Regions from separate parts of the Homo sapiens genome. Here region 2 is linked to region 1. A link is an interaction called in ENCODE POLR2A ChIA-PET data of the cell type or tissue named here. Cell type or tissue: PC-9. All regions are shown on one strand. Each heading gives the region's core, and the rest is flanking DNA. Links, peaks and the distances in the headings are about the cores only.

Evidence for each region. Peaks named below come from ENCODE experiments on the same cell type or tissue, not always from the same donor. Only the 100,000 strongest peaks of a DNase experiment are listed, where the experiment ranks them.
Region 2: POLR2A ChIA-PET joins it to region 1 with 7 read pairs; 2 of 35 experiments call an interaction of 5 or more read pairs at or near these places.

Annotation. Positions count from the first base shown.
Region 1 is chr21:32,570,289-32,574,980 of GRCh38, reverse strand. It overlaps CFAP298-TCP10L (CFAP298-TCP10L readthrough), which reads left to right. Exons shown (of 12, transcript NR_146639.2): 8 at 1-405; 9 at 857-885; 10 at 1,613-1,697. It overlaps TCP10L (t-complex 10 like), which reads left to right. Exons shown (of 5, transcript NM_144659.7): 5 at 1-1,260. Among named protein-coding and RNA genes, the nearest start is that of TCP10L, 13 kb to the left of the region's middle. In PC-9, for the core only: no CTCF peak of the experiment used is centred there; a DNase peak (open chromatin) is centred at 2,220; H3K4me3 peaks cover 743 bases.
Region 2 is chr21:32,452,671-32,457,361 of GRCh38, reverse strand. It overlaps EVA1C (eva-1 homolog C), which reads right to left. Exons shown (of 8, transcript NM_058187.5): 2 at 3,854-4,050. It also overlaps the pseudogene LOC101928078. Among named protein-coding and RNA genes, the nearest start is that of EVA1C, 42 kb to the right of the region's middle. In PC-9, for the core only: no CTCF peak of the experiment used is centred there; a DNase peak (open chromatin) is centred at 1,631.

The sequences.
Region 1 (4,692 bases), core at 684-4,683:
GTTTGCCTGCTGCGGGACTGTGAGCAGCTTCAGGGCCAAGACAGTGCCTTTCCATCCGTGAATCTCCTGATCCATCAGAATACTCGAAAGAGAAATACCGACTGAGTGTATTCATTAAAGAATTAATGTTCCTTACAGGATCATTTGTTGTTGAACTGACCTGACATGTGTATAGTAATCTCATGAACAAGAAAGAATGTGTTCACACGTTTGCTTAAATTGAATTTAGCAATCGCATTAGGATACTGATATTTCCACAATGTATATACACTATCCTTTTAAATTTAACTTATTTGCTTTTTAGACGGAAGCTCCTCAGTCTTAGAGAGTTCTGAAGGTGGATTTCTCAGCCACGTTCAACCTGATGAGTTCACTGCTTCTTCCCCAAACATTGCAGAGCTGCAGGTAGGTGGGCTGAGTGGCTTCTGCAAGGGTGGCCCGCCAGGTTCCCCTGAGGGAGACCTGAGAAGCTCACCTTTTCATCCTGGGGAAGTGAGATTCGGAGTGGGTGTCAAGAGATGGTTGCATCTTCTTGACAAGAACAGAAAATTAAGATGATTCCAAATGTCTCTTTATTTCCTGAGGTTCAGCCTTTCAAACAGAGACTTTCTTTTATAGATTTAAGTTGGTTGCATTTAGCACATAGTCAAACAGGATTAATATTTTTCATGGCTTAAGAGTTTCCCAAGTCAAAGTTTCATTTTTTATCATTTTGATTTACAGTTCTCAATTGACATTAATAGACTCGAAGGCACGAATAGCAAACATATTTCTAAGCCCTAGCTAGTGGTCCACTTGTAACATGCTATATTTTACAAAAAATGTCAATAAAATGAAATTATTTTCTCTACGGCAGGAAATTTGGGCTGTGAACTTACGTGTGATGTAAGTAGGCACCTGGCGGGGAAGTCTGGGAACACAGGTCCCGCTTGTTTTCTGTTCTCCCGAGAAAAACCCACATTCTGTTCTGCCCTTTTCAACATCTTCAGTGGGGGGACGAGTGGGAACATTTTTCTTGGGATTTTATTTTGTTTGGGGATCCAGCTAATGGGTTTGCCTGGAAGCCTCAGGGCTAATGATCTGCATTTAGAAACAGTGCCACAGTCATGGCAGGTGTTATTTGTATGTTATTTGTATGTCTCTGTGTGTTATTTGTATCAGGTGTTGAATGTGGCGGTTGTCACTGTGGCCACCCTGACCCCAGAGCAAACATATAAGTGGGAGATAACCACTTTAATAAAACACAAAACATGGTCCAAATTCCTGGTGCTGACTGTCCGGGGCTCAGCCGTGCCCACCGACTTAGAGGCAGAGGCTGCAAAATGCCAGCGCAAGGTGCATTTCTCCCAGGTGAAGGACTGGGAATTCCACCTCAGTCCAGTCCTCTCTCCCACTAGCCTAGAGCCACAGTGTCTTGACTTCTGGGCTTGGGTGACAAGCCCTCTCCCCACGCCTCCTTGCTGTGGAGGATGCCCATGGACAAGGTCAGCCCACTCCCACCTGCTGGGACGGTGCTTTTACCCCCCTGTAGGAAGGACTTTACTAGATTAAATCCAGGTTCAAAATGATAACACAAACTGCCTCCCAACATAGGTGTTTCTGGTGCTTACAGGTTTACTATTATGCAAATGCTCAGACGACACACACGACCTACCCTGATGGTTTGGAAGTTGTGCAGTTTCTTAACAAGCAGACAGGTGAGTGACGTCACCAGGAACCCGTGTGGGTAGGTGCCTTTGCATGCGAATGTGCAGAGGTGTGGGGACTTGCAGGTTAGCAGATACTTGAGCCCTGGAGGCAAGTTCCCCACAGCAGCAGCTGTCCAGATAATTTGGGGCTTACCCTGCTTAATGCATGTTTTCCTGGTTCTTATCCAAGAACTGTGAGCCTGTGGCTTCCGTGCCGGTGTGTAAGCGCACCCAGGTCTGGATGCCTCCGTAAACGCCGTCAGACCTCAGTCTGGGGCTTGTGTTTCAGCTTTTCTGGGTGGGCCTGGCTACATGGCTCGAGCAGCAACGGAGATAAATGGGTGTTACTTACTCGCACAGTGCAGTCAGCTCATTGTCTTAAAAGCCACCACATTCTTTCCCGGTCTCACCTGGACTCTAAAACGCCATCCTCTAGGTAACCCCTGGGTCTCTTGGGAACTGGGCTGCACAGCAGGAAGTGAGCGGCGGGCAAGACAGGGGAGCTTTGTCTGTATTTACAGCCACACCCCATCGCTCCGTTAGGCCTGAGCTCCGCCTCCTTCAGACCAGTGGCAGCATTTGATTCTCATAGGAGTGCGAACCCTACTGTGAACTGCGCATGCGAGGGATCTAGGCTGTGCGCTCCTCATGAGAATCTAATGCCTGATGATCTCTCACTGTCTCTCTTCACCCCTAGATCAGACCCTCTAGTTGCAGGAAAAAAAGCTCAGGGCGGTCGAGTGCAGTGGCTCACGCCTGTAATCCCAGCACTTTGGGAGGCCAAGGTGGGCAGATCACAAGGTGAGGAGTTCGAGACCAACCTGGTAAACATAGGGAAACCCTATCTCTTCTAAAAAAAAAAAAATACAAAAAATTAGTTGGGCGTGGTGGATGGCACCTGTAATCTTAGCTACTCAGGAGGCTGAGGCAGGAGAATCGTTTGAACCTGGGAGGTGGAGGTTGCAGTGAGCCAAGATCATGCCATTGCACTCCAGCCCGGGTTACAGTGTGAGGCTTTCTAAAAACAAAAACAAAACAACAACAACAACAAAACAAAACAAAACAAAAAAAACCCTCAGGGCTCCTATTTGTTCTACATTGCGGTGAATTGTATAATTTATAATTATTTCATTACAATATAATAATGAAGTGCACAGTAAATTTAGTGAACGTAATCAGCCAACCCCCCCACAACCCACACCCATGCCAGTCCGTGGAAAAATTGTCTTCCATGAAACTGGTCCCTAGTGCCAAAAAGGTTGGGGACCACTGCATTAGGTAATGAGAGAACTGTGTTAAAAATATCCCAGTTTGGGCCGGGCGCAGTGGCTCATTCCTATAATCCCAGCACTTTGGGAGGCCAAGGTGGGCAGATCACCTGACGTCAGGAGTTCGAGATCAGCCTGGCCAACATGGTGAAACTCTATCTCTACTAAAAATACAAAAGTTAGCCGGATGCGGTGGAGTGCGCCTATGATCCCAGCTACTCAGGAGGCTGAGGTTGGACAATCACTTGAACCCAGGAGGCGGAGGTTGCAGTGATCTGAGATGGCGCCACTGCACTCCAGCCTGGGTGACAGAGCAAGACTCCATCTCAAAAAAAAATAAATAAATAAATCCTAGTTCGGTTATGAATTTACTAATATTTATTTGTAATTTTTCTCTTTCTTATAAATTGGTTTCTTTTTAAAAATCCTTAACCAGTGACACCTATTTTTATACCTTTAATGCTTTCTGCTTTAAGTCTATTAAATCTAATAGGTATAGCAGCTTTCTTTTAGTTAGTTAATATGTGCCTGTTTCTATTCTTTCTCTTTTGCTATTTCTAAATCTTTATCTTTAAATATGATCTTATAAGAAACAGACATTAAGAAAATTATATAATCTGAAAATAACTTTCCTTTTAACCTGAGGTTTTATTTCATAAACTGAAAATGTATCAGTATCCTTACCGTCCTCTACAACCAACTCAAGAGTCTTCTAGTTCTGATTCTCCTCCCCAATCTCTCATGTCATTGTGTTGGCTTCTGCCAGGATTTTTACTCTAAGTTGTCTTTACCCTCAGTATTAGTTATGATTATCACTGTGGTGTTTACATAGCCAGTGTTTACTTTAAACTTTTTAAATTTATGCAGAATTTGGGGCGCTTCTTTCCCGTTTCTTGGGCACAGTTTCCTTCTAGTTGACGAGCATGAAGAGATGGGGGCAATCAACTCTTTCAATTTTGGCTCATCTGAAAATGTCCTTTGTTTTGCCTTGTTCATGAGTGATCATTCATCCTGATGCCCCTTCTGACCCGTCATCCCGTAGCTATTCAATGGTCACCATGTGGCAGGCATTGTTTTAGGGCTAGGGAATCAGCAATGAGCACATTTGTAAAAAGTTCTTATTTCATGACATTTTATTGGAGGGAAGCACTTTTATGTTGTGGACATGGTTTATTTCCTTAGACCTCATGAACCAATCTCTGCTACTTTCAAACTTTTCTTCTGTAGCTTTCTCACTCCTCTCAGCCTTTGTGGAACTGAGGAGAGTTCCTTGCTCTGGAGTAGGCTTTGGCCTGAGGGAACGCTGTGGTTGGTTTGATCTATCTAGACCACTGTAATAAGGCTGTTTCGCTTTCTTGTCATTCATGTGTTCACTAGAGCAGCACTTTTAATTTCCTTTAAGAGGTTTTTCTTTGCATTCACAACTGGGCTAACTCCTGGGTGCAAAAGGCCTTGCTTTCAGCCTATCTCAACTTGGAACAGGCTTTCCCTACTAAGCTTAATCATCTCTAGCTTTCGATTTAAAGTGAGAGATGTGTGTCTCTTCCTTTTACTTGAACACTTAGAGGCCGTTGTAGGTTATTAATGGTGTAATCCCACAATTGCGTTTCAGGGAACAGGGAGGCCTGAGGGGAGGGAGAGAGATGGGGGGCAGCTGGTCATTGGAGCACTCGGAACACACGTGACATTTATTACGTTTTCTGTCTTACGTGGGTGCGGTCGTTGGTTCCCCAAAA
Region 2 (4,691 bases), core at 1-4,000, 120 kb after region 1:
CTGATCCACCACTACTGGTGCGGCGGCTGCTACTTTCAGCAAAGGCACTGAGTGCCGAGGCTCCAGGGGGTGCAAGCGAGGTCAGAGGACTTTCAGATATTGGGGTGCAGGGTACTTCAGGGTCCCCTTCGAGCGGGGTCCCCTAGCTTTAAGCTGAGAGAGCTGTGACCATCAGGATTCACAGTCCTGGCCTTTCATCCTTAAATAGCCCCACACAGGACACAGGAGAGCTGTGCATCGGGGAGCTCTTGGGGACCCAAACCCTTTCCAGCTTACGAACCATCCACAGGCCAAAAAATAAAAATTACAAAGCTGATTCCCACCCTCATCAAACTCAAGAGGATGGGACCCACTTCTCCCTCGGGGAGCAGTTTTCTTAGTGGAACACTCAGACTTTCTGTTGAGCATTGGCAGTAAAGGCTTTCCTGCAAATCTCAATCTCTCTCTCTCTCCTGATTTTTTCCAGACAGCTCCTTCGTTTTTAAGGCATCTGCTCTGTGGAAGCTCACAGAACACCCTCCTCCAGGTCCTGGGAAGGCTCAGCTTTTTGCTGCTGTTCTCTAGGTCCTCGTTCCCAAATGGAACAAGTCCTGCTTGTGATAAACACAGAGGTCCTGAACTTGGGTCTGGTTAAAACAAAAACAAAAAGGACATCAAGTACAGTTAAAAAAAAAGTTCCCAAGAATCTGCTTATTACTTTAGGTCTGAATTTAGTGCAGACACGTGAGCCTCTCTGAGTCACCATGTTCTCATAGTAGCTCGTGGAATAGCTCCGTGAAGAATGCTGGCCCCGCCAGGTATCCCCCATTCTCTCAGGGGCCCAGCAGATGTGTCTCAATCAGGAAAAAATACCCAAGAAACCCCTCAGACCCCAGAAGGTGCAGCTTTCAGATGACTGCATGTGGCATGGCCAAAGGTCATGGTGAAATGACTTGGCCCACAGATGTCACCGGAGGGCTCCACTGTTACAACCACAGAGCAGACCCCAGGGCAGGGCTATTTCCAAACTATGTCATGAGCTGGAAAATGCAGAGAGGGGGACTTGCTGCTGACAGTCAAGGGATGGATCAGCTGTGGTCTCCTGTGTGGATGTCTCCCCATGTTAAGCAACCTCCCTCTGAGGAAGCACCTTGCCTGTGCTCCGAGTGCAGCTTAAAAGACACAAAAGAAGGCTGGGCGCGGTGGCTCACACCTGTAATCCCAGCATTTTGGGGGGCCGAAGCGGGCAGATCACCTGAGGTCAGGAGTTCAAGACCAGCCTGACTAACACAGTGAAACCCTGTCTCTACTAAAAGTACAAAAATTAGCAGGCGTGGTGGTGGGCACCTGTGATCCCAGCTACTCGGGAGGCTGAGGCAGGAGAATTGCTTGAACCTGGGAGGCAGAGGTTGTGGTAAGCCGAGATTGCGCCATTGCACTCCAGCCTGGGCAACAAGAGTGAAACTCCGTCTCAAACAAACAAACAAAAAAGACACAAAAGTAAAGGACTTCTTGACCTCTGGTTGAAAGAGTAGCGCATGGGGATGTTTCTGGCAAACAAACCCTCCCAACAACGTCAGAACTGTGTTCACAAATGCTAACCTGTCGGCCTGGTTATAGAACATCCTCTTCCCTCAGGGGTATCTGGCAGAGGCAGGTACCCGTGGAATGGTGCAGGTGGTGCCCATGCTCTAGTGTATGCCAAGAGTTCCTACTTTTACAAAGTAGCCACTTTAAAAAAATGTTGGTACTGGCCAACATTCCTTTCATGCACCCAGGAGGGCAGCAGGTAGCCTGGGATCCAAGGATGGATGGCCAGGGCAGGTGGCTGAGAAATGGGGGTGGGTCAAGAGGGATGTAGCTCCTGGGGTGGCGCCCAACAGAGAGAGTTAGGGGTAGGGTGGGTGCTATGGCTGGAATGTTTATCCCCCCCAAAACTCACATTGAAATGTAATTGCTGCTTTAACAGTAACAGTGTTAACAGGTGGAGTCTTTAAGAGGTGATTAGACCATCAGGTCTTCACCCTTATGAATGGATTAATACTGTTTTTGTTTGTTTGTTTGTTTTTTGTTTTTTTTCAGGAGTAGGTTGTTAGAGTGGCACTAGGCTTGTTATAAAAGGCAAGTTGGCCCTCTCTCCTTCTCTTGCCCCTTCCATTCTTCTGCCACATGAGTACCAGCGTTCTCCAACCCCCTAGAGGATGTAGTGTTCAAGGAGCCATCCTGGAAGTAGAGACACCAAACCTATGGCGCCTTGCTCTTGGACTTCCTGACCTTCAGAACAGTGAGAAATCAATCTCAGGTCCTTATGAATTACCCAGGCTCAGGTACACTGTTATAGCAGCACAAAAAGGACTAAGACAGTGGAGCACACAGGGAAAGCAACTTCTTGTCTCCTGAAGAAACATGTTGTCTCTCCTCAAGGTATAGAAACCATGTCATGGGGAGTCATTCAGACACATTCATTTTGGCTACTCAATTGGTGTGTTTCACCAATCACCTAAATACCCAGATACTACCATGCTTGGAGTGGAAGCAAGGGATGGTGTGAGAAATAGAAAAATTCTTACATCATCACATTAGTTTGCGTCTCCTGTTTGGGCCTTAGGGAGAGCTACACAGCATTAAAGCTACTCTTATTTCTCCTTAGTTCTAGCAAATGTATCTTTATCCATATTTCCTACGGTCGACAAAATCAAACAGACTTCCAACTTTCCACCTGCTCTAAACTCCCTGCTTTAAATGTATTCATATGGAACTTGGGAGGCATAAAAAAAAAAATCCAAGGCCAAGTGACTCAGTAATCCTGGTCAACTAGTTATATATGTTAGGGGCCAGGGATGGTGAAGTAGAAGTTGCTCAGATGATTGAAAGCCATGCACAGTCTAAAACCATCATTGAAATATTAGTTTGACCTTCTCCTATACCAAATCTTTCCCTAAATATGCCAACCACAAAAAGAATGACTTAAACCACACCTCTCCCAATTCCTGGTACTATGTAGTAGAAGGAAGGAGTCAGTAAAGGCTGCCTAAAATAGCTCCAAGCAAGAATGACATGATTATCTACAACTGAAGAAGCAAATCATTAAAAAGCACAAGGCAGTTACTGATATTACTGATATTTCCTTCCTTGAATACATTTTCTTTTTTTTGAGATGGAGTCTCGCTCTGTTGCCCAGGCTAGAGTGCAGTGGCATGATCTCAGCTTACTGCAACCTCCGCCTCCTGGGTTCAAGCGATTCTTCTGCCTCAGCCTCCCAAGTAGCTGGGACTACAGGTGCGTGCCACCATGCCCGGCTAATTTTTGTATTATTAGTAGAGATGGGGTTTCACCATATTGGCCAGGCTGGTCTTGAACTCCTGACCTCATGATCCACCCACCTCGGCCTCCCAAAGTGCTGGGATTACAGGCATGAGCCACCGCGCCCAGCCCTTTGAGTACATTTTCTAAAAAGTTGGTCATGACTTCAGATGTCTGCCTCAAAGAGATACTTGTGGTTTCCATTAAAGAACCTACCTTCCCTTTCTACAGGAGTATTTATGGGAGATGTGGGCCTGGAGGTTGGAATCCATCCTGGTTGTACTTTGCTATACTAAAGTAAGGAGTAAACCTACAAATAAATTCATATTGAAGTGTACAAAGGGGGCTCTACAATAGGTAGGAATTCTATTTAGTTTTGTTGGGCAACAAATCCTTTGAGAAGCAAATAATAGCTCACCTACAAAACTGGTGATCTGTATAAATTGGGATTTTTCATGGATCAGTTTTGCTTGGATTGAACTATATAATCACAAATATATTTATACCCAGAGAGAGAGAAAGAGTGTGTGTTGAAACTGTATCATCTTAACATGTCTACAAAAGGCAATACCTGGAAGGTGGTGGCTGCCACACAGGTTAAGCTGTCTTCCCTCTGGGAGGCAGGCTTCTGGGAACTACACATTTGGTAATCTTGCCCATAAAATGCCGATTGGACACTTATCGTAGAATGCCGAGGGCACTGTAGATTCAAATAGTCCCCATCACAGGCATAGGTGGTGTGGTTTTGCAGGAGTTTGGTTAGGTAACCTGGAAAATATTCAGTCGAGTTACTAGAGGCCCAGGAACCCACCACTCCTCCATGGGTTTGGGGACAGGAGGACGTTGGTTCCCCTGGGGAAGGGCTGTTCAATCAACAACATGTGGGATGGGGCCTCCCTAGCAGCTCTGGTGCAGAGGTCACCAAACCAGGCCCAGAGGTGGGGCACAGGAGCCAATGTCAGCTTTCATGTTGACATGGAAGGGGGGCAGGGGAGTGCTGGGTAGAGAAGGGTGGGGTCCCTGGCGAGGGCTCCACCCATGGGCTTGTGCCCATGGACCTTAGTGAGAACAGGCACTCCTGTTTTCATGTCCAAATGTTGCATTTTCCAAGACTACTCTGGCCTGCCATGACCCCCATCCTGTGCCCATAAAAAACCCAAGACCCTAGTGGGCACACACACAAGTGGCTGGACGTCGAGAGGAGCAGAGAAGCAGAAGAGCACACTGACAGACACCAGCAGATGCTGGCGGGCTTTCGACAGCGGGGCGATGTGGAAATCAGTCGGGGGCGGTCGGAGGAGAGTCTGGCTGCTGGGCAGCCCAACTCTAGGGGAAGACCACCTTCCCACTCCATCCCCCTTCTGGCTCCCCATCCGAGAGCCACCTCCTCCACTCAATAAAACCTTGCA